7 separate regions of the Mus musculus genome follow, and regions 2, 3, 4, 5, 6 and 7 are each linked to region 1. The links are chromatin loops, found by intact Hi-C in ENCODE. Cell type or tissue: left cerebral cortex. All regions are shown on one strand.

What was found. Hi-C counts contacts between places; a loop is a spot of excess contacts. Peaks named below come from ENCODE experiments on the same cell type or tissue, not always from the same donor. Only the 100,000 strongest peaks of a DNase experiment are listed, where the experiment ranks them.
Region 2: a loop joins it to region 1, with 4 times the contacts of the local background. A loop is called at or near these places in 3 of 42 quality-filtered maps.
Region 3: a loop joins it to region 1, with 2.8 times the contacts of the local background. A loop is called at or near these places in 3 of 42 quality-filtered maps.
Region 4: a loop joins it to region 1, with 7 times the contacts of the local background. A loop is called at or near these places in 12 of 42 quality-filtered maps.
Region 5: it touches region 1 in a loop (2.2-fold over the local background); 2 of 42 quality-filtered maps call a loop at or near these places.
Region 6: a loop joins it to region 1, with 1.8 times the contacts of the local background. A loop is called at or near these places in 2 of 42 quality-filtered maps.
Region 7: a loop joins it to region 1, with 5 times the contacts of the local background. A loop is called at or near these places in 13 of 42 quality-filtered maps.

The regions. Positions count from the first base shown.
Region 1 is chr1:79,438,260-79,442,259 of GRCm38, reverse strand. Scg2 (secretogranin II) reads left to right here and starts at 2,234. Exons shown (of 2, transcript NM_009129.3): 1 at 2,234-2,304. In left cerebral cortex, a CTCF peak has its summit at 2,059; DNase peaks (open chromatin) are centred at 2,166 and 3,389; H3K4me3 peaks cover 2,186 bases; H3K27ac peaks cover 1,901 bases.
Region 2 is chr1:78,739,263-78,743,262 of GRCm38, reverse strand. All of the region lies in intron 3 of Gm38631 (a long non-coding RNA gene), which reads right to left. Gm33693 (a long non-coding RNA gene) reads left to right here and starts at 2,483. Exons shown (of 5, transcript XR_865566.2): 1 at 2,483-2,898. In left cerebral cortex, no CTCF peak of the experiment used is centred here; DNase peaks (open chromatin) are centred at 853 and 2,390; H3K27ac peaks cover 266 bases.
Region 3 is chr1:79,638,486-79,642,485 of GRCm38, reverse strand. The region is part of intron 1 of Ap1s3 (adaptor-related protein complex AP-1, sigma 3); the gene reads left to right. Among named protein-coding and RNA genes, the nearest start is that of Ap1s3, 31 kb to the left of the region's middle. In left cerebral cortex, a CTCF peak has its summit at 2,142 (motif pointing right); a DNase peak (open chromatin) is centred at 2,152.
Region 4 is chr1:78,722,553-78,726,552 of GRCm38, reverse strand. The region is part of intron 2 of Gm38631 (a long non-coding RNA gene); the gene reads right to left. Among named protein-coding and RNA genes, the nearest start is that of Gm38631, 4.6 kb to the right of the region's middle. In left cerebral cortex, CTCF peaks have their summits at 532 and 1,901 (motif pointing left); DNase peaks (open chromatin) are centred at 554 and 1,894.
Region 5 is chr1:79,624,219-79,628,218 of GRCm38, reverse strand. Ap1s3 (adaptor-related protein complex AP-1, sigma 3) reads left to right here. Exons shown (of 5, transcript NM_183027.2): 2 at 2,934-3,112. Among named protein-coding and RNA genes, the nearest start is that of Ap1s3, 46 kb to the left of the region's middle. In left cerebral cortex, a CTCF peak has its summit at 1,901; no DNase peak of the experiment used is centred here.
Region 6 is chr1:78,896,812-78,900,811 of GRCm38, reverse strand. All of the region lies in intron 3 of Gm29536 (predicted gene 29536), which reads left to right. Among named protein-coding and RNA genes, the nearest start is that of Kcne4, 82 kb to the right of the region's middle. In left cerebral cortex, a CTCF peak has its summit at 1,940; no DNase peak of the experiment used is centred here.
Region 7 is chr1:78,729,007-78,733,006 of GRCm38, reverse strand. The region is part of intron 2 of Gm38631 (a long non-coding RNA gene); the gene reads right to left. Gm33693 (a long non-coding RNA gene) reads left to right here. Exons shown (of 5, transcript XR_865566.2): 2 at 1,113-1,266; 3 at 2,178-2,336. Among named protein-coding and RNA genes, the nearest start is that of Gm33693, 9.8 kb to the left of the region's middle. In left cerebral cortex, no CTCF peak of the experiment used is centred here; a DNase peak (open chromatin) is centred at 2,373.

The DNA.
Region 1 (4,000 bases):
CTTCTGTGAAATTTTTTTCATAAGTTTTAAAACTATTTTAGTATTTATTTCATATTCATAAGTTTTGAACAATTCAACAGTGTTTTGTAGAGTAGGAAGTCTTACAAACCTAATAAAAGATCAGCTTAGGTCTATTAGCTGGAGGTCTCTCCTCCTCTTACTCATTACTATATAGATAGAGTCAACAACTAATAAGCCACAAAACTTTCTTTCTTTTTTTTTTCATTTTAGCATGTTTACTTTTTTGTTTTTTATTAGATATTTTCTTCATTTACATTTCAAATGCTATCCCAAAAGTCCCCTATACCCCCCCTCCCACCCTGCTTCCCAATCTACCCACTCTCACTTCCTGGCCCTGGCATTTCCCTGTACTGGGGCATATAATCTTCCCAAGACCAAGGGCCTCTCCTCCCATTGATGGCGGACTAGGTCATCCTCTGCTACATATGCAACTAGAGACACAGCTCTGGGGGGGGGGGTTGTGTGTGTTACTGGTTAGTTCATATTGTTGCTCCTCCTATAGGGTTGCAGACCCCTTTAGCTCCTTGGGTACTTTCTCTAGCTCTTTCATTAGGGGCCCTGTGTTCCATCTAATAGCTGACTGTGAGCATCCACTTCTGTGCTTGCCAGGCACTGGCATAGCCTCACAAGAGACAGCTATATCAGGGTCTTGTCAGCAAAATCTTTCTGGCATATGCAATAGTGTCTGGGTTTGGTGGTTGTATATGGGCTGGATCCCCGGGTGGGGCAGTCTCTGGATGGTCTTTCCTTCCGTCTTAGCTCCAAACTTTGTCTCTGTAACTCCTTCCATGGGTACTTTGTTTCCCATTCTAAGAAGGAGCAAAGTATCCACACTTCCTTCTTCTTCCTTCTTCTTGAGTTTTGCAAATGCCACAAAACTTTCAAAGCCTTCTGAATAGCCTTCTCTTTAGTGCTTTCCAATGTATATTAAAATAATCTATCTTTCATCCCCATTGATTAAAGCCTTCTTAAAGCCAGAAAACTATATTCATTTTTTTCTTTTCCCAGTAGTTCACAAACTATCTGGCACCTCATAAGCATCATAACTCAGTTGGTGGGTAGATAAAATTGGAATGTGATTGTTCAGTCAGCAGAGACTTTTAGAGGACCTCATACAACAAGATTCTCTCAGTTCTCAGAAATATATTTCAGTATATACAGGGTTAGAGGACTCACATCTTTAATAAAATAAAGTTAAAAATTTAGACCTGTATAAATTATTAAGGTACCTAATCAAGTTCCACGGCAAAGTACAGCCATGGTTATGAATTATAAATCCAAGAAGCGGTGGGTTAACTCTGACATTGTTCCTTGGATGGTTCTCATTCATTGAAGTTAGTCACCTCAACTTACTCAACCAAAACCTAGAAGTATTTCTGTGGTACTATGTTCTCTTGATGCCAAGAGGGCTCTAGGCATATGAAAATCTCTCAATCTCTCTCCCTCTCTCTCCCCCTTCCACCCCCACTCTCTCTCTTCTAGCAGTAATCCCTCCCTTCCTGGTAGGCAGTATGTTTTTTGGAGCACAGTTTCTTAGCTATCTCTTGCAACACCTGATTTTGCTGAAGATTTGAATGGCCTCATATAGAAGTATCAACAACTTGAGCGTCTGTGAACTCTCATTTTGAACACTGTGCTGAAAGAATTGGAGTTGATTCTCATTAAAAAAAAAATTAAGCATCTCACCTTTTTTGCTCAAACTAAACAGTTTTAAAACAGTTCTGCCTGGAGTCATGATATGAAATACGATCTATCATATTTGCAATGTTCTGTTCAATTGTGGCTGCACCAGGAAATGAGAACGTATTTCTTTATAGGCACAAATAAAAAGATAGTCATTATCTGTAAAATTCTTATGACATGGCAGCAAGCCCAAGAAACCTTTCTAAACAAGGCGTGAAAACGCAGAGATGTCCTTGCAATTAGTCATGTCTATCTGACAGATTTCTTCCTTTCTAAGGGAATTTGTGCTGAACATTTTATTTCGAGCCTCAGAGATAAAAGAAGGGGGAAGAAGCTGTAGTTTTTGCTACATAAGACAGGTGGCGTAAGCATGCAACGCTTTAAAAAAATATCTAAAGTGATTGTTTTCTCTCGGATTCTTTGAAAAAGCTCGCCTGCGCTGGGGTTTGAGGCTGAGCCGGTGACGTCAGCGTGGAATGCGGAGTCAGGCGCCCAGGCTCTCTATAAGCCGAGGAGCTGTCCGGTGCTGAAACGGCCCGAGCCCTCACTCAGCGGCAGAGAGGAGCATGCTTGGAGCCTTCCACATAATATAAGACAGAGGTAAGACTGCTTTCTCTTCTATTTACTGGAAAGTTCTCATTTGAGTGTCCCTCCCTGTTTTCCCAGATGAGAGGAAAAAGACCGTTGGCAAGCTTATATTGATAGAATAACCGGACAACCTGCTGCTTTTTAGGCAAGGATACTCTATACGTGTGTGCCGAAATGAGGGGCTCTGTGATTTACAGGACTTGTCAGAGAATATGCATTAACTATAATGTTACTGAGTAAAACTGTATGCAAGGAGAGCAGAAAAGTTGAGAATTTTAACGTCAACATGCCGATTAATGTAAAGTTAACCAAACCTTATGTTTTGATTCTTTCTCTAATGTGTTCTTTTTCTCCCAAGAGTCAGATATAGAACCAAAAATATAATTTTATATGCTTAATAATCTTAACAGACAGTTTAAAAGGATTCAAATGTCATCAATCATATGAGTCACAGAGGCAAAAAATTTAGATTTGTTTTCTTTCTTTGATATTCACCTTAAGGGAACTCTGAATTAATTATTAATTATTTTATGAACTGGTATATTCCAGAAGGGCTTATGTTATTATGTGCTAATTTTAGTCTTGAGAAAGCAGCTTAGAATAATTTTGAACATTGACATTTTCCCCTTTTCAAAGATGAACTATCACTTTGTGGGAAAGGTTCATGTTACTAGGAATCACAGAGAAATGATAACTTTGAATCCAGGGAAGAAAATATATAGATCGGTATGGACTGTGATTGTAATTTTTATGCGTTGGTTGGAAAAGCTGATATGTTACTTGCTGAAGAGGTTGATTGAAGCAAATTTATTTTTGTTTATCCTAACTAGGTGGGTTGTTTGAATCAGATTTACTCACATGTGTTGATGGTTCAGTGTCAATGTTCCAGCTGATTTCATAGGAAAGATGTTTTTTACTGTAAGGGGCATCAATAATAGCTGTCTGAGGAGACACAATGTTCCTACCATTTAGACTTCAGAAAATTAAATTTTAAATCAAACACTGTGTAAGGTGTTAGAACTATTAAAGCCATCTTCACTGCTTGCAAGAGCAGCTCCTAGAGAAATGAAGTCCTTTGAGTGTTAGAAGCAATAACGGTGTCATCTAAAGTAAACCAGAGTCAGCGACGAGTCGGCCATGCATGTTAGGCTGTGGTTCAAACTGCAATGTGCATTCTTTCTCTAATTCTACAGAAAAACCTCCCTTCAAAGTAGTGGGTTCTCAGATAATCACGTAATCCATATGCTAAGATGTGTTAAGAGTATGTCAAGATAATGATCTTAAAGCAAATGCACTCAATATGGCTTTCAAGATAACATTTAACATGACAGTAGTGAAAGCTGATTGCCAAAGCTAAATCAATCCTGAAGTAATATGAAATATATTATATACATATAGAACCCTTTTTATTTAAACTTCATTATATCACTCACAAGTTTATGGGTACAGTTTCTTGAAGAAAGCATTTGTTTATTTTGGAAATGTTCTGTGTATGCTTAAATAGCCTACTTGGTGGTAATCTTAATCAGCCTATGTATGTAAGCAAAGGAAGTTTCTATACCTACAACCTATTGACAGTTCTAAAAAAATTATAGCATTCATTATCAGCAAGATCTGTTAAGCAATATCTAGATGCTTAATCTAACAGGAAATCATTTTCACATAACTTTGCTTATTTGCCACAAACCAGGATGTATCGAAGACATGA
Region 2 (4,000 bases), 700 kb after region 1:
TGGGATGGAGGCAGCATCAGCTTTTAGAGCTGAATATTGAAGCACATTTCCTGAGGAGGTAAATGTTGATGGGAACAGGCAGGCTCCGTCAGTTCTGGCCTCCACCGTGACCTTTTCTTCTCTGGGCCAGAGTGTGACCCATTGTGCCTGAAGGGTTGGAGGACACAGCACTAACTCTCATCCCTGGGCTAACGCTCATTTAAAAAGGTAAACAGCACTGTGGCCCATTTGGCCTCAGAAATGGACTTGGTGGTGTGGTGCCTCGAGGAAGCCAATACTGTCCCATATGGCTACCCAGCTTTCAGTGGAAGAAAATCAAGCGTTTGCATTGGGACCAATGGAAGGCTGAATGAGCCCTGGAGGATGCTTGGGCTGGAAGGGAAGGTTCGGAAGTGCTGGAGGGAGAAAAGAAAAGGAAATAAGCAGAATGCAGACGGGTCGGAGCGGGAGCCCTGAGTTTCCTCTGAACTTTGTACGTGGAGACCTCGCACGTTCTCTGCCTTGGATGCAGTGATTGACAGAACCGCAGCTTGTTCCTGAAAACGCATCGGGATTTTTTTTCTCTCTCTGGTTCCGAGCCTGAAGGACTATTACTGAGAGTGATGCCTTGTATCTGTTTCTTTTTACCTCCACCGTCCCTCATCCCCCTCTGTGCTCTACTCTTCTCACTTCCCCAAGCTCATCTCTCCTTTCCTGTTCTTAGCCTTCTGTCCATCCTCACCAAAGTAGATGGAAAAATCGTCCTCTGGAGGGGAAAAACAAGCGCACTTCCTTGTCGAAGAAGTAAGCCAGTGCTTGTGCTTACAGCTTGTCTTAGGCGGTGTGCGAGTGCTCCCGCCTTCAGTAACTCCCGGGCACCAACTCCATGCCAGCCCGTGCAGATGGTATCTCTGCTCAACTCTGGGTGTTATAATAATTTGGGTGTCTCACGGTTTTCAGACAGATTGGAGAAAGGTATTGTGGGAGTGCAGTGAAAACGCTTTTAATTCTTTATAGCGTCCTCAATAAAGGCTTCTTGGCGGTGGTACTGTTTATGTTGGCTCTTGAAGGATACATAGTGTTGTTGTCGTCGTTGTTGGTTTGGTTTGGTTTTAGACAAAAATAAAAAATTAAAAAGACCTTAAGAATGAAGCAGAACCCCCAGGCTACAGGGCAAGTTCTATGCTAGCCTGAGCTACTTGGGAAACCCTGAACCACAAATAAATAAAACAAAAACAACCAAGACCTTAAAAGAGTAAAGGAAAATCATCCTAAGATGTGAAGCAATGAGGGCTAGAGATACAGCTCAGTTGGTGGAGGGTGTGCCTAGCGTTCTGGAAGCCCTGGGTCCAATCCCCCGCACTGCATTAAGAAAATAAGAATGGGGGACAAACGTGTAAGAGGTTGGAGGGAGGAGATCAGGAGTTCCCCTCATACTCGGTTACACAGCAAGTGCAAGGCCATCCTAAACTACAAAGACCCTGACTCAAAAGCGTGGGGCAGGGAGAGCTGGAGAGATGGCTCAGCAGTTTAGAGCTCTTCCTGCTCGTCCAGAGGTCCTGAGTTTTGTCTCTCGTATCCTCAAAGAGCAGCTCACAATCCCCTGTAACTCCAGACCCAGAGGATAAGACATCCTTTGGGGGTTTCCTTGGGCACATGCAGACATGTGGCATACACACACATGGATAAATCACAGACACATCAGTAACAATAAATCTAGAAGATGAACAGACATAATAGTCAAGCACTTGGAAGACAGAGGTAGGCAGATCTCTATGAGTTCAAGGCCAGCCTGGTCTACAAAGCTAGTTCCTGGACAGCCAGAGTTACAAAGAGAAACCCTGTCTCCAAAAAAAAAAAAAAAAAAACCTCAGAGCCGGGCGTGGTGGCGCACGCCTTTAATCCCAGCACTTGGGAGGCAGAAGCAGGTGGATTTCTGAGTTCGAGGCCAGCCTGGTCTGCAAAGTGAGTTCCAGGACAGCCAGGGCTACACAGAGAAAGCCTGTCTCGAAAAAATTTTTTAAAAAAATAAATTAAATTAATAAATTAATTAAATTAAATTAAGTACCTCAGGAGCCCTGTGCTCTCTATATTGTCATACAAGAACTAGAGACATGTAAGTGACTTAAGTTAAAAATTACCATGGTCACATTTTCATAGTAAGAAGATAGTTTTGGCTACTGGGTCGAGATGTGCAGCTAGGGTAAGTAAGCCCACAACAAGCAAAGCTCCTGCGGGGCTCGAGCAGGAGATGGTGGGGTCAGAAGCCTGTGCAGCACAGGTTTAGAAGAAACAGCCCCATGTTCTCACCACTCTGTTTCCAAAGCAACACTTCTGCCTCCCAGCTTTGCTTCATGGACTCAAACAAGAAAACAGTGCCTGCGTGCCAAGTCACGGACCGCGCTCATGTTTCCTTGGCTTGTTCTTGCGTTGTAAATAAGCTCTGGCACAGAATGATCGGTGGTGTGACACAGCAGTGATCACAATGATGACGAGGACGTAACCACCTACTTAGAACATGAGAGTGGACTCTGAACGTCCATGGAGATTTTCTCTCTTCTGGATTTGCCCTTTTCTCCATGCCCCTCCCTTATGGTGATGGAATTAGAAGGTGGAGATTTGGGGAAGCGGTTAAATCCTGAGGGCTCGGCCTTCGTGAATGGGATCAGTAGCGTTATACAAGAAGCAACCTACAGGGAACCGCTGACCTCTGGACACAACAGGATAGCCGTACTTAGGGATTCATAGCAGTTGTGACATCATGAACCACACAGACCCATGCAAGCTCAATCCAGACAAAATCTCAGCATGGAAGGGCAGAGCTAGATAGACGTCCCACCCCCCCAGCTAAGGCGCTATTGGCAACTGGTAGCTGTTCATGGACAGAAGAGCCTGTTTTCTTTAAGAGTGTAGCACCTGGTAAGTGCCATGCTCCCAGGAGTTTATACAGTACCAACTGTACTTGATTTAAAAAAAAAAAAGACATGGACTGGAAAGATGGCTCAGTGGTTAAGAGCACTGACTAAGTTCAATTCTCAGCAACCACATGGTGGCTCACAGCCATCTGTAATGGGACCCGATGCCCTCTTCTGGTGTGTCTCAAGACAACAACAGTGTACTTGTATATAATAAATACATAAATCTTTTTTAAAAAAAAAAGATTTAAAAAAAAAAAGACACAAAATTGGGTGGGTGGGGAAGAGACGAGGGGCGTTTGAGGAGTTTGAGGAAGGGTGATTATGACCAAAATACATTGTACAAAATTCTCACGGACCAAATAAGAAAATGAGAAAAAGAGGAAAAGAAGCTTGGGTAAGGTGTGTGCCCTTCCACTTGCAGGAAATATGTTAAAAGTACCACCTCTAACAGGCCTCAAGCAGGAACCAAATGCAATGACAGATAGAGCTGACCCCCTAGGCTTGAGAACAGCAAGCCGTACTTTTCTGTTATTTATAAATTGTCCTATCTAAGATATAATATAATACATATTATATAATAATACAAAAATTATAATAGCTCCAAACTAAGACAATGCTGAATACCAATTACTCCTTCACAAGACTTGAGGTTGTATTGTCAGAAATAAATATTTCCCTATTAGTAACAAAATGCCTCACAGAATATCTTAAAGGGTTGTCGGAATTATTTTCTCATCACTGTGATACAACAGCAGCAGCCTAAGGGAGCTGGGTAAGAATTGGTTTTAGCTCACAGGTCCGGGGGTTACAGTGACAGGAACTAAGTGTGCAACCATGTGAGCCCGTAGGAAACACTTTATAGCCGAGCCACAACAAGAAGAGGCCACTTGTTCACGCTGACCGAGGCTTCAGCCTGTCGTTGCTTTCACCTCCCACTTTTGATCATGACATCAAAGCATTAAGAGTGTATGATGGTGAAAGTTCCCACATCCTGGCTGACAGGGAATGGATAGGAGCAGCCATAATAAAGGCCAAGGCAAGACCTAGTCTCCAAGAACACCCCTCATGACCCACTTTCTCTAGTCAGGCCCCACTTCCATACA
Region 3 (4,000 bases), 200 kb before region 1:
TCATGGGCTATAATCCCACTTGTAGTAGATTTGATTTGCTCATATTTTGTTGATTATCTTTATACTCATGTTCATGGAGAACTTCTAAAGTTTTAAGGTACAATGGTTTGTAGGTGTTTTAGTTTTGCCTGATAAATGTTCTTTTCATTTTATGAGTCTAGAAAATGGTTATTCCATTAAAAAATATGTCAGTCTGGTAGATAATAAATATTTGCTAAGTTGAATGAAGTCTGTTGATTTGTTGATTTTATTCCAGGAATGAGGTTGATTTGTTTTTATGATGTTGACTTATAACAAATTAGAAAATAATGATATATATATATATATATATATTAGTTTTTTGTTCTTGTTGTTTTGTTTTTGTTTGTTTGTTTGTTGGTTTTGTTTTTGGAGACAGGGTTTCTCTTCGTAGCCTTGGCTGTCCTGGAACTAACTTACTCTGTAGGACCAGGCTGGCCTCGAATTCTGAAATCTGCCTACCTGTGACTCCCAAGTGCTAGGATTAAAGGCGTGTGCCACCACTGCCCGGTTTAATTTTTTTTTTTTTTTTTATCGAGACAGTTTTTCTGTTTAACCCTCTGTCTGTCTTAGAATTTGCTCTGTAGACCAGGCTGTAGAACTTGAGATCCACTTAGCTCTGCTTCCTGAGTTCTACTGGATCTACCAGTGCTCAGCGATAATTTTTAAAACAGAAAAAAAGAAAGTTGTAGAATTCAAAGTGAGAGGCAGAGTTTGATTAGTCTGCTGGCCTGCTATAGCCAAGAAGCGTGAGCCAGATGACATCAGCAACAGACGTACCGACTCACACGCTGCAAGAAGATAAGGAATGGGCAGTCAGGGCTGGCTCCTTCTGGGAACTCAGATGAACCATGCTGTGCTCTTGGCCCAGGCCTTTATGGTTTGCCAGCAGCCTTCAGTATTGCCACAATCTCTGCCTTTATCTTCACATGACAGTGTGCAAGTAGCTGGGCCCAAAATGGTCGAATTTATGAGTCCACCAGTCTGGTGATACTAGGTGGTGGTAGTCCACACTCTTATCAGTTTGGCTTCATTTTAACTGACTTTTCCTAGCAGCAAATCTGTCTCTATAGAAGATAAAATTCTGAGGTTCTTCAGTTTAGAACGTCAACATGTGAATGCTTGGCTGACATAATTCCATCCACTCAGGTTTCTTGTCCTGTCTCTTGGTATGACGACTCCCTTCCTTCCTTCCTCCCTTCCTTCCTTCCTCCCTCCCTCCCTCCCTCCCTCCCTCCCTCCCTCCCTCCCTCCCTCCCTCCCTCCCCCCCCCTTTCTTGTTTTCTTTCCTTGGTGGCTGATGGTTCTTACTTTATTAACACTGTATAGCTCTACTGTAATAAAAAGATTTTTAAAAATTTATTTATTTTATGCATATGGGTAACTGTAAGTGTCTTCAGAAACACCAGAAAGGGCCATCAAATTCTATTACAAATGGTTGTGAGCCACCATGTGGTTGCTGGGAACTGAACTCAAGGCCTCTGGAAGAGCAGTCAGTGGCTCTTAACCACTGATCCATCTCTCCAGCCCCAGTAAAAAGAATTGTTATTGTTGTTTTTGAGACAGGGTCTTATAGAGCTGACCTTGAATTCCTGCTTCCACATCTGAAGTATTAGGATCATAGGTGTCTGCACTGTGCTTGGCTGTCTGTCTGTCTGTCTCTCTGTCTATCTATCTAACACCTATCTTCTCTATCTTGTGTGTGTGTGTGTGTGTGTGTGTTTGTGTGTGTGTGTGTGTGTGTGTGATTTTGAAGCTACTCAATGGAGAAAAAGCCTACCTATCCTAACTTTCTTTTTTTTCATTGTTCCTCCCTTTCAATAAATGTTATTGTGCCATATAGGTGGATGATTAACACTCTTATGATAAATTTTTTTTTGTGAAGAGAACTTTAAAGTTTTACACAAATGACCATAAGGCTATTCTTGGTGGCCACCCTTTTGATTTGCCTATTACTCATAGCTGACACACACCCAACACATATGAATGACCTCTGTGTCATCCCCCCTCCCGCCCACCATGCCTCTTTTTTCTATTTTCAGTCTTTTGTCCTCCTTAAGCTTAATTTGCCTCCTTTACTGACCATTTCTCATGTTCTCAGCATCCAGCTCTGCCACCAGATGGTGTGCAAGGACTGCGAAAGCTCGACACACGCCAGCCAGTGTGATTGCCTTTCTACATCTTCAAGACAAAGGCTGGCGAGAAGAGGCAAAAAATGAGATTCCGAGATTCAGTATATTCGTGTACTTTTTTCTTCTTTTTATATTGAAACAGAACCTTGGTTTACAATCTTGAGGAAATAAACTACAAGGTTTGTTGAATAAATATTAACTGGAGAACTGGGTCCCAGAATTGACTCAACAATAATATTAAGTTGAGAGGTAGAAGCAAGATTCTTGAGCCCGGAGAAGCACATCTTCAAATAAGCAACTTTAAAATCCCAAAAGCAAAATCTTTGGATCCGAATGAAGCTATATTTCAGTGAGAACCTTCAGCCAGCACTTACAAAATATTTGTATGTATGTGTATGTGTGAGTGTTCATGTGCTCTGTATGCCTGTGGAGATCAGAGGACAACCTCTGGTATCAGGTTTCATTTCCCACTGTGTTTGACACACGGTCTCTTGTGTGCCACTCTGGAGGTCAGGCTAGTTGATTGGTAAACTTCTGGGGCATTCTCCTGAATTAGCCTCTAAGGCTTATATTAGGGGGCACTACTGCATCCAACATTACGTGGGCTACGGGGGTTTGAACTCAGGTCCTCATGTTGGAACAGCAGGTTCTTTAACGTCTGAGCTATCTCATCAGCCCTCTGCCATCATTTTTATTCAGTATCTTAAAGTGAGACCCACAGGCAAAGACAGCTCAGAGATCATGTTCCCACAAAGTGAGTTTTATTTAGCACAATCAGTGTCTTTTTGTTTTGATTACAGTTAGTTACGAACATTAAAACGGTTCTCTAATTGTCTAGATGTCAGGTTTCTCGAAGACTTGGTAGTAGTAACCACCACGCTTTTCTTGGCAACCATGTGACTGCAGCTCCTGAACCAGCTGCCTCTTTTCTCTGGGGCTTGTGATTAAGAGCGGACTACTGTGTTCTTCCCCTCCTGTTTTATGACACTGAACCTTCGCTCACATTTGATACAGTGCTAACCTCCGCCCAGCCCATGGAAGGTATTTGAACATGTGACTTACTTTCCTATTTCTTAGAGGATGGCTCCGGGTTGGTGTGGGGGCTGGCACTCCCCTGAATGCCTCACCTGTTGTCTTCCAGTTCCTTCTAACCCACTGTTAGTGGGAGAGAGTAAATGATTCACCATCAACAAGGGGTGCAGTTTTGGGAGAGAATCAACAGAGAAAATATAAGTTCCCGACCCAGAAACAACTGCTCTTACTATAGATAAAAGATATGAGAAACAGAGAAACACACCCCAGAGAAGCAAACCAAAGGGAACAGTAGATACTTTGTAGGGAACTGGGAGAAAATGACTGAATCCACAGTCAGAAGGCCTCTGATCAACAGGCTAAACTGAAAAAAAGGAGCTCGGAGTGACAGATCTGCAGGTCGGTGCTGTTTCTAGGTAGACTTATTAGTTAGGCCTTGGAAAGGCAACTCATAAGATGAGGTGATAGAGGGCATGGCAGCAGGCCAGTGGTGTGTTCTGACCCAAAGAACCAGCACAGTGGCTTTCTGGGTTCCCGAGGAAGGGGTGCCAGGGTTTCTCTCTCCCCCTTTCCGAGTAGACAACAGAAGTTTGTGTTTTACAGTTCTGCAGGCCAGAGGGTCAAGATCAAAGTGAAGGCAGGTTGGGTATCTATCTACTTGGCTTCAGATAGTACTTCACTGCAGGGTGCCCTCACATGGCCTTGCTTCTGGGTACACGTGTTGGAGTGGAGAAGGTAGGACAAGGATACGATAGTTCTTAGTGTCTCCTCCTCTTCTCAAAAAGACACAGTCATCACACATCACAACACTTTGTTGG
Region 4 (4,000 bases), 720 kb after region 1:
TGTGTGTGTGTGTAAGAGAAGCTGAGGTTTTTTTTTTTAATCAAATTTAACCGAGGCAATAAATTAATTTTATATTCCAGTGGTAGAAAAATAATCTGGTCTCTCATCTGGAAGCCAGGAGAAATACAAGTTTCTCATTTCTCATCTTGGGAAGATGCCAGGGGCCAGTAGGTGGGAGAGGTGAGGGGGGCAAGGGAGAAGTTTTTCTTTTCTAATCTTGTTTTCTTTTTTTTTTTTTTAAGTTGTATAACACGTATTGTCCTGCTTAAAACTCCCTAAAAAATAAAAAAAAAAAAAAATAGCTTAGTCTCCGGCTCCAACCCTCCATCTGCTGTAAGGCAAAAGTCATGGAAACTGCACCTAGGCCAAAGGAAATGATAAAAACGGTTTCCGTGATGCCAAAAAGGGACATTGGTCTCCACACAGAGGCATCTGTCAAATGCCAGCTCGTTTCCCGGCTGATTCTCCCCAACTCTCGCTATTTCCCATCAATATTGTACCAACCTTCAAAGCCCAGCTCAGCAGTGCCACTAGCACCTAGTGGATGGAAGGAGGCCAGGCAGGAAGCTGGTATGCCTTTTGTCCCCTGAACAGCAAACAATCCCAAGCATGGGCTGCAAAAAGGCTAAGAAAGCCTGACTGAGTGCTAGTCTGGCTGGGTGCTGGCCTGGCTGGGTGTTGGCCTTGGCTGGGTGCTAGTCTGAGTGTGTGCTAACCTGGATGGGTGCTGGTCTGGCTGTATGCTGGACTGGCTGGGTGCTGGTCTGGCTGGGTGCTAGTCTGGCTGTGTGCTGGCCTGGCTGGGTGCTGGCTCGTTACTGTTTTGGTAGAGTGCTAACATGGCTGAGGGCTGTTTTGGTAGGGTGCTGGCCATAACCCTCTCTCCTACAAGGTTTGATTTCATCCTTCTGCTTTAAAGTCCTGCTTCTCTCAAAAAAAAAAAAAAAAATGCATTCTTCAGTGGGGCAGACACTGTAATAAATAACTGCAAACACCTGAAATTAAGTCAATGTAAGTATGAAAGTAAAAGCAGGAAGTAATTAAGAAGATGAAAATTATTATTATCAGGAGTTGAAGGGAACTGTAAATATAGACAAAAATATTATGTATAAGTAGAGACTGGCATGGTGAAACCTGTCATAATGTACAATTAATATATACTAAGAAAAAAATCATTTTGAAAAATCCTCCTTTTCGCCCCAGCCTCTCTCTGACTCATATCCTGCTCTCTAGCCCCACTCTGCCCGGCAGCCAGCCTGGCCTCCTTGGTCCCTTCTCAGGGTTGCTACATTACTGTACCCTCACAGGAAGTCTCTCCCCTAAGGTTTTCAGGGCTTGCTCATCAAACCGTCAGGTCTTAATGAAATGTCATCTTTCCCAGGAGGTCTTCTGGGACCATGGATTGAAAGGAACATCCCTCCACTCCCACCTGATGCCCCCATGATATTTGTTGCCATCTGACACACAGGTTATTTATCTTATCTAAGCTGTGATCAGAGTCCCTGTAGGATGGATGCAAGCTCTTCAAAGACAGGGGATGATTTTATTACCGTTGTCACTACACACAGCTTAGTGCACATCATAGAAAACGTCCAGTGTGATGAACAATTAAACCACGAGTTAGACCTGAAAACTGCCTTTGTACAGGAGTTAACACGCACACCCCGTTTTCAACACCCTATCTGTCACTGATCTCTTGTACAAGCCAGAAAGAGTCCTTGGGGTTTCCTACACATTTCATTTAGTTTGTTAGGACTTCGACTTTTCATTGTATATTCATGCAGAATGCTCTAAACGCCAGCTATCTTGTGAAGACTGTAAAGGCTTCATCAAACCAATCCAGCTTCTTCCAGACCCGAGGCTGTGCTGCGCTGAGACGCCATGAGCGGGGTTCCTCCGCCATCCAGTGGACACCTATGGAATTACAACTACGAAGAAGATTTCCTGCTTTCACGCATGCGCTTGAGAAATACCTGCTTATTGAAGTCTCTTCCCCAACCCCAAAAAGCACCCCACCTCATCCTCTGGCCAGGCCTCGGTTTCCAAACGTCCCTTGGCTAGAACTGTTTTAAGTTACTGATTTTCACTCACATGGAAAATGAATTTCCTCCTGGCCCAACAAGCAGGACTCCATCCTCCCAGCTACCCCTAAATTCGGAAACCCTGCGGGGGGCGTGGGGCAAGACTCCAGGAGCAATGTGGGGGAGGCTGGCGGCCCTCCAAAATCAAGCCTGATGCGCCAGCTTGGGACGTCCTAACATATATCTTTCATTCCAAAATCAGAAGCCAGGTGCTAGGTATAAACTCTTAGGAGAGAGTTGTTTCAGTCATTCTGTATCAAGACCAGCAGCGGGTCCTTGTTTAGAGGGCAGAGGTGAAAGGCGGTTCCTTTAGAAGGCAAGATGTTGAAGCAGATTGAAGGGTCAGGTCTGTGACACAGGGCGGCAGGTGAGGCGGGAGAGGCGTCTAAATTCAACTTCACAGGCATACGAAATACCTTTGGCTCCGCCTAGCTAGCTGTATGTGACAACACAGAGTACTGAGGGGAAAGGATCCAGGACGTAGCTGAGCCACCTCAGCTTAGCCTGTCTTGACAACAGCCATCAAAAGAGGCTGGGAAAAGGCTGAAGACCAAATGATGTGGCGTGTTGTCATGAGACAAACCTCTTGAAATGACCCCCATGTCTTACTTATGGGAAGGAATCGTGTTAGTCAAGATTTTGGAAACTGCCTGCTTTTGCAGTATCTATAGAAGAAATGAAGTAGAGCATAGAGTGTTAAGATTTCGTCTTCATGGATACAGAAAATGTGGTACATTTACACAATGGAGTACTACTCAGCTATTAAAAAGAATGAATTTATGAAATTCCTAGGCAAATGGATGGACCTGGAGGGCATCATCCTGAGTGAGGTAACCCAATCACAGAAGAACTCACATGATATGTACTCACTGATAAGTGGATATTAGCCCAGAAACTTAGAATACCCAAGATACAAGATACAAAGCACAAGAAACTCAAGAAGAACGAAGACCAAAGTGTGGGCACTTTGCCCCTTCTTAGAATTGGGAACAAAACACCCATGGAAGGAGTTACAGAGACAAAGTTTGGAGCTGAGACAAAAGGATGGACCATCTAGAGACTACCATATCCGGGGATCCATCCCATAATCAGCCTCCAAACGCAGACACCATTGCATACACTAGCAAGATTTTGCTGAAAGGACCCTGATATATCTGTCTCTTGTGAGACTATGCCGGGGCCTAGCAAACACAGAAGTGGATGCTCACAGTCAGCTATTGAATGGATCACAGGGCCCCCAATGGAGGAGCTAGAGAAAGTACCCAAGGAGCTAAAGGGAACTGCAACCCTATAGGTGGAACAACATTATGAACTAACCAGTACCCCCCAGAGCTCATGTCTCTAGCTGCATATGTATCAGAAGATGGCCTAGCCAGCCATCAGTGGAAAGAGAGGCCCATTGTACTTGCAAACTTTATATGCCCCAGTACAGGGGAATGCCAGGGCCAAGAAGTGGGAGTGGGTGGGTAGGGGATGGGGGGGGGGGGGTATGGGGGACTTTTGGGATAGCATTGGAAATGTAAATGAGGAAAATACATAATAAAAAAATTTAAATAAAAAGATTTCATCTTCAAGAGGGAATATCCAAATCACCATCAGAAGGAGAAGGAGGAAAGTCCACTGTAATGGAAAACTGGGGGAAGCACAACCCAGCTCTCTTCAGCACCCAGCTATCCAACCTTGGGTTCAGCCTCCCTGGGTGCCATGTCCCGCCCTGTGAAATGATATGGTGAGCTGTGATAAGCAGTTCTGCAACTCCTCAGAAAACTCAGCACAGAATTCCCATGTGACCCCAAATCCTGCTTCTGGGTGCTTGCCTCAAAGTGAAGGCAGGAACTCAAGCAGGCATCTACACTGTCAAAGGTACAGACACTCCAACGCCTATCACCAAGGGACTGAATATACACAATGTGGTGTGT
Region 5 (4,000 bases), 190 kb before region 1:
GGAGAAACTGTTTATGTCAAAGCAGAAAAGATGTAGGCTAGATGGGATGACAGTAATATTTCTCATAGGAAATGAGAGCAAACACCCTCTGATTTTGTAGATTTGATCTCTCTAACAGAAATATGACCATTTGCTAGACTTGGGATTGAACAGTCTCATCTGGTGGTAATCCCCAACTGAGCCTTGTTCTTCACATCCTGAGCTGTGCACTGTCTTCAGATAGATAGATAGGTAGTGAGCTAGCTAGCTAGCTAGCTAGCTAGCTAGCTAGTTAGATAGATAGATTTGTTATTTTACATTTTAGAGACATCCGATTTTATACTGTTAGAATGGTATTCTACATTGTCTCTGTCTCTGTGAGAAAACACTCTAGCCAAGACCAACTTGGGGAAGGAAAGAGTTTGCTTCAGCTCACATTTCCAGTCCATAACTCATCACTGAGGGAAGTCAGGGCATAGATACATGGCAGGAAGTATAGAAGAATGCTGTTTACCAGTTCGTTTATCGGCTCAGCTAGCTTTCTTATACACTGCAGGTCCACCTTTCTAGGAATTGTGTTACCCACAGTAGACTGGGCTCTCCGCACTCAATCTGTCAAGACAATTTCAGACACCACCAATAGACCAATCTAATTGAGGCGACTCTTTAAAGGAGATTCCCTCCTCCCATTTGACACTAGGTTGTGTCAGGTTGATAATAAAACTTAACCAGGATGAGAGGCAAAAGTACCCATGCAAGTATGGTTGCTAGGAAAGACTGACTGTGCGCATTCCTGAATTGCTTATACCTATCTAACAGGAAATAGTATTTAAGGTAATGAAGCGAGTGTTCTTTTCTGTTTGAGAGAATAACTTTCAGAACTTGGTTCTCTTCTTCTTTTACTGTGTGAGTCCTGAGGGTAGAGCCCAGATGGCTGGGGTTAGTGGGAAGTGCCAATACTCATGGAGCCACCTATCTCCCTGGTGTCAAAATGCAGTGCTCTGAGAACATCCTGGGTTTAGAGTGGTGTTTACTGAGCAGGAGTTTTAGTTGTTTTCACGCTCTGTGATGTCTGCCCTCCAGATCAGGAGTTTGTTGTCACTTAAAAACAAACAAACTACATTTACTTTACTTAAAAAACAAAGAAGGAAAGGAAAGGAAAGGAAAAGGAAAAGGGAAAGGGAAAGGGAAAGGAAAAGGAAAAGGAAAAGGAAAAGGAAAAGGGAAAAGTCTGTGCAAGCCCTTGCTGCACTAGCCTGGTGGCCATCACCCAAGCTCCATCCCTGGAACCCACGCAAAGGTAAAGGAGAGACTCAACTCCGTGAAGTTGTTTGTCTCGATAAGTATGCTGTGTGAGCCAACTCCCCCCAACACACACACACACTCACATTCACTAACAGACATAGTCCAAACAGAGACAAAGAGAAAGAGGCGCATATGTGCTAATAATAGATAAAATTAATTACCAAAAGAGCCCACAAATTCTTTAAGTTAGAGGAAGTTCCAAAGGAATATCCTGGTGTCTATTGACTTCAGATATAACCTCCTGTGACCTCTTAGGTCTGTGCAGTGTCATTAGAAGAGAAAGCTCTACAGCAAAATGACCAGACTGTTTGTTTGTTTGGTGTGTTTGTATTTATTTTTAACTGTTGTTATTCTTGGTTTGGAGCCTATGTCTTTGGAGTACTCACAAGTATTAATTGCAGTGATGCATTTAATTTCTAAGTTATTTTTAGATTTATTGATTTTATTTTATGTGTAAGTGTGTTTTGCCTGCATGTATGTATGTATGTATGTATGTATGTATGTATGTATGTATGTATGTGTGTGTATCACATGAGTGCCTGATGCCCTCAGAAGTTCAGGAGAGGGCATTGCATTCCTGGAAGCAGAGTTATGGGTGGTTGTGCGCCACCGTGTGGGTGCTTGGAAAACCAAATTCAAGTCTTCTGCAAGAGCAGCAAGTGCTCCTAATCACGGGGTCATCTCTCCAGCTCCACGTTCTCATTTATTTTTAATCAATAATCAATCAATCAATCAATCAATCAATCATGACTTTAATTCTTATCTTCTAATATGATAGGCTGAGAAAATGTGATCTTTTATAAAATAAACAACTGGGCTACTTGACAGTCTTTGTAAATGAGGTCTGCTCTACACCTAAGGTCCTGAACTTAGATTGTCATCCTCCATTTAAGGTTCTTTAAAATTTATGAAAATACAAAATTTCATTTTGAATACACATATCAAAACTGATTTGGAAACAAAGTGAGGCGACTTCCTAGTGCAGCCAACTCACTGTCTACACTGTCTCATCTGCCATGCTGAGGAGGCAATCCACGCCTGAGATGGGAAATGGCAGAGCTGTGGGGGCCACACAGGGCATTGAGCTTTCATGCTTAGGTTTGGTCCTTTTGTTCTTTCTTGTGCTCTTTTCTCCTTGCTTCCTCCTCCTCCTCCTCCTCATTCTCCTCCTCCCCCTGCTCCTCTCTTTTTAAATCTTTACTATTTTTGTTTAAAATCACCTTCCCTTTCCACTCTCCCCATTCCTATGTTTTCACAGCTATGAAATGGAACATGGAAGACTGTAACTCTTAAGTAAATCCTTCCACCATGCAAACACTTTTCTTGTTTTACTTGTCAAAGAAGAATTTGTATCACAGAGCCCCACTACTTCCTCTGATACATTTTGACTCTTAATGAACTTACAACCCTTGAAGAATTATTATTATTATTATTATTAAAACATGGTCTTCTGGAACAGAAGTAAGGTTTCATTGTGACAGTCCATGCTTCTGGTGGGTAAATGTAATTTCTCAGATGGGATCATTCTCAGGCAGGTAAATATCCTCCCAGCGTACATACCTGGCTCCACCCAGCACCGAGACACCCCGATCTATGCAGTGACTTGGCTGAGTGAACACTGGGGGCTTCTCTGTGCCTTTTTCTTCTAGATACATTTCATCTTGCTCTTCAGTCGACAAGGGAAGCTGCGGCTGCAGAAATGGTACACCACACTCCCTGACAAGGAGAGGAAGAAGATCACCCGCGACATCATCCAGACCGTCCTCTCTCGTGGGCACAGGACCAGCAGCTTCATTGACTGGAAGGAGCTGAAACTTGTTTATAAAAGGTGTGAGTAACTTCATGAGAACCAAGCTTTTCGTGATCGCATTGCTCCATCTTAGTTCTGAACATTTTAGATTGCAATACCAATCTCAGCGCTTTCTGAAATCTTTCATGATTGGAGTCTTAAGTATGTGCAGCAAAGAGTGAGCGCTAGTGAAGATCTCCATCGACATGTGTCAGCTTCTGGGTGTTAGATGGATTCTGAATGCTTAAGGCATGTGCTGAATTTGCACGCAGGTGCTTGGTAACATTTTGTAAGCACCATTACATTTCCAGCATCAATGGCTGTCGATACAGCAGCAAACAAACGAGACAAGTTATATTCATATATTCAAGAAGCACATTTTTTAAAAGCAAACCACATATATTCACCTAGTAACAGATGCAATGGGAAAATGCAAATAACTGTGATAGAGGAAAGGGAACCGTTTCCAATGGATTGTTCATACTGCAGTTGTTCATATTTGTAGATGGGTGAACTGAGGACGCACAGTGTAAGTAATTACTACCTAGTCGCAGTAGGTGAATGATAATCAGGAGAGCCAGGACTGCAGTCCAGCTCTTTCTTCCTTTGGTGCCTATATTTCTTTTGATGCACCTGTGTGAAGTGGTGAGCCCCTTCCAGCGAGGAATCCTAACTGATAAATGAGAGAGGCTTGAGAGGTAAAGCCAGCTTTTCAATGAAGACTCAGGTAATGGATGCCCAAGTTAGGACATGGACATAGCCAGCCTAACCCCATGTCCTTCATCAAACTACAGTTGCCAAAATGGGAAATGTACACTGGAAGTGCAGAGAATGTTTTTAAAGAGCAGTAGGCAAAAAGTAGCGTGGATGGGCTGGTATTGAATGGAGTCCACTACCAGGGAGTGCTTTGGCAAAGCCACAGCTTCT
Region 6 (4,000 bases), 540 kb after region 1:
GCTGGCATTGGCAAAATGAACTCATATTCTTAAGGTGGAAAGGCTAAAATTGGAAAGGTGTTTTTTTTTTCTTTTCATCTTGACATTAAGGTGCAAGAAATAAATTATTTGTGAGACCAGAATTTAAAATTGAACACTTTTCTGGTTTCTTTGGAAGCACAAGGCAGTCAAAGAGAAGTAAATTGACACAGGAAACCATTTTTTATCAGATGGTTTGTATGTTTTCCAATGTTTCTCAGTTTTGTTCAAGGGTTAGACACTCAGTTTCAGCATAGCAGCTTCTGGCCCACCGTTATTGTCCATCTTAAATCTTGAGACAGCACACGCTACAATGAATGAGGGATTTCTAAAGTGTTCACAATCAAGTGAACGGAACACCTCAGCGGCTGAGGAAAGCTGGGTTTAGTATTCTGTGTGTGTATCTGTACCATTGCACAAGGCAGAGGAGGGATCCCTTGCTTGCTGGAATCTTCTTGCTGGAGCCAGTGAGCTCTGGGTCCACTGAGAGACCCTGTCTCAAAAAATTAAGGTGGAGAGCCATAGGGGAAAGCATGGAGTGTTAAATTTTAGCATCTCCACATGCATGCACCACTGAATACACCCCTGTACACACACACAGAAACACACACACATGCGTGCACACACACACATAGGGGAGGGATGAAAGAAAGATTTTACAGGTTTTAATCTTATCTTGTATTTTCAAAACTATAAAACTGATTTGATTTCAAGGTCATAGAAACTTAGGGTAGCCTTGATGTGATGGTGTGTGCCTGGTCTTCTTGAAACTTGATTTTTCATGTTTGGTTGTTGTCCCTGGGAGGACTGCTCTTTTCTGAGGGGAGTCAGAGGGAACAGTAGATCTGGGGGAGAGTGGAGGTTGAGAATGGACACTAAGGGGAGAGGAGGGGTAGGGAAACTGAGGTTGGAATATAATATATGAGAGAATAAAAGGTAAAATTTAAGAGTATCGGGGAATATTTTTAAAGAAGCCAAGGAAACTCAAACAGCACGCAGATTTTGCAACAAGAAGTTGAGGAGTACATGCTGCAGTCACACTGTCCTGTGTGCTTCGCCGCTCTGAATGTCAGTGACATGCCATATGACTGATGGGTTTGGAAGGCTGAAAACAATATCCTCAGAGATTACAGCTTTGCCTTTAATTGTCTATAGGACTTCCTTATGTAGTTCATGTTTGCAAAAACTGTTTTTGCGTGCACTTAATGCTTGTTCTTTAGCAGAGATTTTTTTATTATTATTATTCTAAAAAATTTGCTATTAGGATTTCTGATGCAGCCCGCCTCTTTGCTTATTTGATTCAAGGTTGATAAAACCACCTGAAGCCAACTTCTTCTATTTCCAAACCGCACACATTTGTCTAATGCCATGTAGGTGGTTGGCTGTCTAAAAATAGATACCAATGGAGAAAATTAGAAATCAAAATGTTAATTAATGTGACCTAATCAAAGACGTATAGGCTAGCTGTAAAGTATTTATCTCTAGTCCATAATTGAGAATGAAATGAAACTCAGGAGCAGAACATCCCAATTATTTTTCTAATCTTAATAATCAGCTTTTCCCACAGCCCACCATTGTAAAACCTTCTCAAAGATTTAAATGTACATGGATGAACCTCAAGGCTCTAAAATTGAAATGACAAAATATAGACAATACGTGAAATAAAAACACCAAGTTAACTCATGAGCACAATGATTTTCTTACATATAGAATATAATAATGTACTGGTGATCATTTTTGAGTTTTTAGATTTATTTTATTCGTGTATGTATGTATACAGTATGTGCTTGTAGCCCAGAGCTTCAAATCCCCCGGAGCTGTAGTTACAAGAAGTTCTGACCTGCCTAGTGTAGGTACTTAGAACTGACTTCTGGTCCTTGGCAAGAGCACCAAACACTCTTAACTCCTGAGCCATCTCTCCAGCCCCCTCTACTGATGATTTTTAACAATAAAAAATTTAACAAATAGAAATGAACATTGTTCTCTTCAAACCTGTGCGCTTGCTGTAGCTGCACTGCTTTAGATCAAATGATTTATAGCACTCTTTGTAGACTGTCCTCAGACATGGAGTGTACACACACACACACACACACACACACACACACATACACACACACATACACACACACACACATATACACACACATACATATATGTGTATATATATGTGTATATATATGTGTGTGTGTATGTGTGTGTGTATATATGGAGAGAGAGGTGTTACACATGCCTACAGCTAGCCCCTTCCTTTATAATGTAATATTAGTTTTGCACTCCACCCAAAAACCTTATTATCCATCTTGGTTATTGAATCTTAAACTAAGTCTGGTACAAATTTCTAAAAGTCTAGCTCTGCCTCAAAAAAGGTTTTTTAAATGACATTATTTCAAGATGAGAGATCTAAAAGAAAAAAAAATGCAAAAGTCTTTTCTGGGTTTGGAAATAGATTCTGGATTATAGCTGTAAGCCTCCCAAACTTCTTCATTAAACATTTGTGAGGTTTTTTTTTTCCACTCAGAGATTCAGGCAAGGCTATAAACTTAAAACAAACAAACAAAAAAGCCAGCACAAGACACTTATGCTCGAAGTTGAGAAAAGCTGTAGTATCTTCACGGAAAAATAAGGAAGGACTCTAGGAGTCTCCCTTGTGATAGTTTAGGACAGGAAACAAATTCCGTGGATACAAGGAAAGCCACTGAAATTCTGAAATGTAAGCAATTCTAAGCATAGTTTTTTTTTGGCCTGTGTGGCTACATAAAAGGCAAGAAAAGGAAATAAGGACTTCTGCAGCCAAAGGAGATTTGTATGCATAGGTTTGATTATATTCATCAACCAGACCATGGGCTATGAACACTGCAACCTGTGTGGAGAAAGAATCAGGACTGAGATTTCTACATGTCAAAATCCTTCATGGCTTTCCTTTGCTCAGGCTGCATATTCATAATGACATAGTTAAACAATGGAAATGTATCTGTCCATAGTTCTTTAGACGGAATTCCAAGATGAAGGTTAACAAGTCTGCCATGGCCCTGGTAGGGGTGGAATGATGTGGGACCTGCCCCTGGGACAGGACCAGCAGGAGTGTCCATGGCTTCTATGGATTTAAGGCTTGTTTGTTTAATAATGTACACATTGTTATGTTCTTCCTACAAAGAATGTCCTCCCTGTTAATGACTTCATGATGATTGAAACAGCAAATATCTGGGAGGTGAGGGTGTGACTAATGTCTCAGCAAAATGGTAAGTACTAGGACCTTCAGGACAGCCTTTAAGACTGTGAAAAATAACTTTAAAATCATGAGTTCAAAAACATATACTTTCTCAACTATGCAAAATATAAGGATGTAGTATGATTTGTGCAAGGATCTTCATAGATCTAAAGGAACAGAGGCATCTGTGCTGAGTCAACTTGTCATCAAAAAGATACTAAGGAAGAGAAAAAGAGGTTTAGGAAGTGGTGGTCACAGGAGATTCCCCCAGCTAAGTTTTTTTGTTTATGCTGACAAGGGCGGACAGATTCCTGAGTTCAGGGTTAGCCTGGGACAGTCAGTCAGGTTAGGCCCAGGAATGGTAGAAATGGTAATTTCAGGACAGGGTCCTACCAAGCTGGCTAATTGTCTGTACTTAACAGAAGCAGGCAGATCTCTGAATTCTTTTGCAATGTTAAAAGAAAATTGGTGCTTGCCGTCTCTTAAAATTTAAGGAGCTGGGGCCATGGGATGCTGATTCCTAGGATAATTGAAAGGAAACCTGGAGTTAATGACTGGAGTGATATGTAAAATAAAAGGCTGGGCTTATGATCTGTAAGAGATGAGCTATGCAGAGAAGTTTTTGAATAAAAAGAGAAAAGTGCTTGAAGAATGGGCACGAGCAGAACATAGAGAGCTATCTGGAGATCTCTAGAGAGAACAGAATGCAGAGAAAGTAATCTGAAAGCTGTCTCAAGCACGACATAGGTCATCAGCTTGGATCCATGATTTGAC
Region 7 (4,000 bases), 710 kb after region 1:
GTCAAATGTTGTTCCTTTGAATGCATGAACCAGGTATAGAAAAGGCTCTTAGAAGTTACAGGTTAAGCCGCCTGTTGTTTACCACTCTAGAGGCGATTAGACGTGGAAGAGTGGAGTTGATAAATGACGTGGACTGAAGCCCCATGCGATAGCTGACTTTATTCAGAGCATCAGACAATTTATACCCTCAGAGTTAAGAAGAATCACACCAATGAAGTGTGCAGTCACAAGAACAAGCTGCACATGGCAAAAACATGTTTCTCCATAGAGGCATATGGACAAAAAAAAACAATATCCAGGGGTAAAGAATAATCTGGAGTAAATTCACTCCTATCTGCTACACGTGGGAGGGGCACAAGAACATGTTCCATGTTTTTAAGAAGCTGAGGTTACAAGACTCTTGTTTTCTTGACGTTTTCTCACACGCACACAGACTTTTCCTCACAAGACTCCATTCTTGAACTGCCTTCTGACAGCCTGTGAAGGAGCAGCCCTTTCCAATCCTTCGCACATAGACTCTCTGAAACGCAATCTCACCCTTGTGTTTACAGTAAGGCTTTGCTTTTACATTCTAATTTCTGCTCTGCGACATTTGTCACAGTTCCAGTTTGAGTACTACAGTCTTCAGCAGTTAAGGGGAGGCGTCATGTCTAAGAGAGAAAGCTGAACTATAAAGACCTGTCTGGGAAGGAGAAGGGCGGGGCGGGGAAGATTATCCATACAGGGCCTGATAGCAGAGACCCCAAGCTCCTGGGATCAGGAGACCCAGCTTCCAGTGCTGCTTTCCCTCAGCTGCAAAGAGACTTCACTTTAAGTGCTTAAGTGCTTCATCACCCAGTACCTCGTCTCCTTATGCGTCACGTGGCAATTAGGTACAAAATGCTGGTGTGTTTCCCAGCATCCATATGACATAAATATCATGTATAACTCCAGTTCTAGGGGATCCAGCACCCTCTTCTGGCCTCCTTGGACATCAAGCACACATATGGTATATATATACATACACATATACATACATACATATAAGCAAACACCCATACATATAAATAAAAATAAATCTTTTCCTTAAAGAAGCAAGTGACTGATATACCTAACTTGGGTGAATCTCACAGATATACGATGCAATGAAAGAAATTAAGCATCGCAGAGCACACCCTGCATGATTTCATTTACATGGAGACTGGAAAGAAAGCAATTGTGAAGGAGGTCAGAAGGAAAGGATTTCCTGAAGGATCTCGGCCCAGAGGGTCATGCTGGGAGTCTTCGGTAAGAGTCACATGACAACTATGTAAAATATGCACCTAAGTTAAAGTGGTCACATGTAGAGTTCAGGGATAGGTACTTTAATGCAAAAGTAGTCATACAGTAGTTAAGTCCAAAGGAACAAGTGAATTCCAAGAGAGAAGCAGAGATGGGTCGGGTGGCCTTAACATTTAAGGATGGCAAGCTAAGTGACAGGAAAGGAGCAAAGGATCCAGAGACGAGGAGGTAATGGATATAGGAAGGTGTGTGGGGCCGAGGGAGTGGCAAGGAAAGATGGAGAGGGTGATGCACACTCATAAGTAGAAATGACATATATGAAAATGTGTGTGTGTGTGTGTTGTGTGTGTGCGCACACGCACGCGTTAGTTTGTATAGAAATTTGGTGAAAGGGTTATTTCCTTTTCCTATTGCTATAACAGAATACCCACTACTAGGTTTTCTAGCGAGCCCATGAGAGCAGCTCAATGGACAATTAGCAAAGTACAAGGTCTCAAGCGACCTAAGGAAGGAAGGGCTTGCTTCAAGCTGCCACCCTCAGTAGCAAGGCAGAGGAGACAGCAGGAACTTGAAGCAGGCGGTCACGTTGAATCTAGTCTGGCTACATAGGGAGAGGAATGAATGTCAGTGCGCAGTTTTCTCAGAGTTCTGTACTCCAGAACCCACTGCCCGAGGGATGGGCCTGCCCACAGTAAAGACAATTCTTCCCACCCCGATTAATCCAACCAGGTGAAACTGGATCCTGTTGATCTGACAACACTCCCTATGAGAGTAAACGCCTACAGGTGACTATTCTCATACTTTGAATGTGTTTGTATACTTCTTTCCCTCCATTTTGATTATAAATGTCCTAAGCACAGAAACTTGGTCGTCTCAGGTTGATCTTTTTCAAACTGTCTACACCTGCTTCTTCCCAGCAACTTCACACACTTGATGCTCTTGAAGGACAGAATACAGCACGTGTGTCCTGGGGTTCACATTGAGATCAGCTCCCTCTGTGAGGAAGGACTTTGATACCAGTCCACTTGTCCCAAAATGCATCGTCTGGAGTCTCAGGCGCTCTGTCTGTGAGTGAGGTAAAAATAAATTGCTTAAAATTCAAGAAGACATTTCAGAGAAACAGAGACTAGATGAACACAGCCCCCGTGGCAATAAAGCAGACATCGAAGGATCCAGACAGAGTTCTGAAGGAGGAAGACAGGGTTGCCTTGCCCTCGGGTCTCATTAGATGAAATAACACAGGGAGGTGACATCTTTAAAGATGTTTAGAAGTTGCCTGCACGATCGTGAAATTGCTAGTGGCAGTATTAGGTTTTCAAAATACGCAGAGGGAGCCCATGAGAGCAGCTCAATTGGCAATTAGGACAGCAGAGGGTCAGAAGCAGCTTCCTGCTCTTCCAGCAATGAGTCACAAGCTGCTAATTAAGAAATCAGTGACCTGTCAAAGGCTTGATATAACCTAATGGTCTATAGCCCTTGGTGGTGATGACTAAGAATATTGCCAGGTTTGGGATTTAATCTTTAACTTGACTTCCTGGGGTGATGAGAGGATGAACAGAAAAGTGGTCGCTTTGTTCATTGATGGATCCTAGATGCAGGGAAACATGTAATACCATAAAGCAAGGGGGATTAAGAATTTTAGCCTTCTGTGTTCTGCTTCGGTCCACACCACACCAACAGCCACATTTGAGTTAGCAGGCTTCCCGTACAGATGGGTTTCTTAGTAAGGCATGCTAGAACCCACACTGATCAGAGCCGATGATATCAGCCCTCACACCCTCCCTATGAAAAGATCATGTCAAAAGCTCATAAAGGAGACTGCAGATGTGGCTCAGTTGATTAAAGTGACTACCAAAAATAACTGAGGGCCTGAGTCCAGGTCCCCAACGCTCATGTGAAAGCTAGGTGTGGTGGTTCGAAACTGAGCCCTACGCTGGGAAGTGGAGACAGGAGGATTCCCAGAACCACTAAACAGTCAATGTGCTCTGGGCTCAGTGACTCTGGTAGTTTAAATGACAGCATGCAGCAGGCTTTAAATGACAGCACTGTGCAGGCCTGAAGAAGTGCTGACACAAGTCCACTAAGGTTGTCATTGGTTTATTATCTTCTGAGATGTCTGTGATAGGTGATCTTGATTGGGTCTAGGGTCAACTGAGAGATGTGCCTTAGGAGGGATCTGCCAGTGACTTTCCAGGAAGAAGTAACTGAGGGAAGATGCTCCCCCCACCCCCAGAGCAGGCGGTACCTTCACAAAGGGCCACCTGCCCCGCTGCTGGTGAGTTTGGCTCTCCTGGTGTGCTGCCACCACCCTTCACTGCCATCCCAAAGATCATGTTCAGACTTTGAATATGGATTGGAGACCAGCAGCTTGGTGCCAGATTGGGAATGCTGAAGCATTCGACTTTGTATCTGACCAGCTACCAGGTTCTGAGCCTCTCCTGCATGCAGACAGCCATTAACAAACTACCCAACCCCTGTGGGTAAGACAAGTTAACAAATACCCCGTATAATACACATTCATTGTTATCTGTGTGTGACTCTAGAACAGAAGTTCTCAACCTGGGGTCACAACCCTTTTGGGATCCAATGACCTTTTCACAAGAGTCACACATCAGATACTGCACATTCTATGCTTGCATTGCAGAGCATAACTGTTATGGGGTAGCAAGTAAATAAATAATCTTATGGTTGGGGTCACAACAACACATAGAACTATACTAAAGGGTCACAGCATTAATAA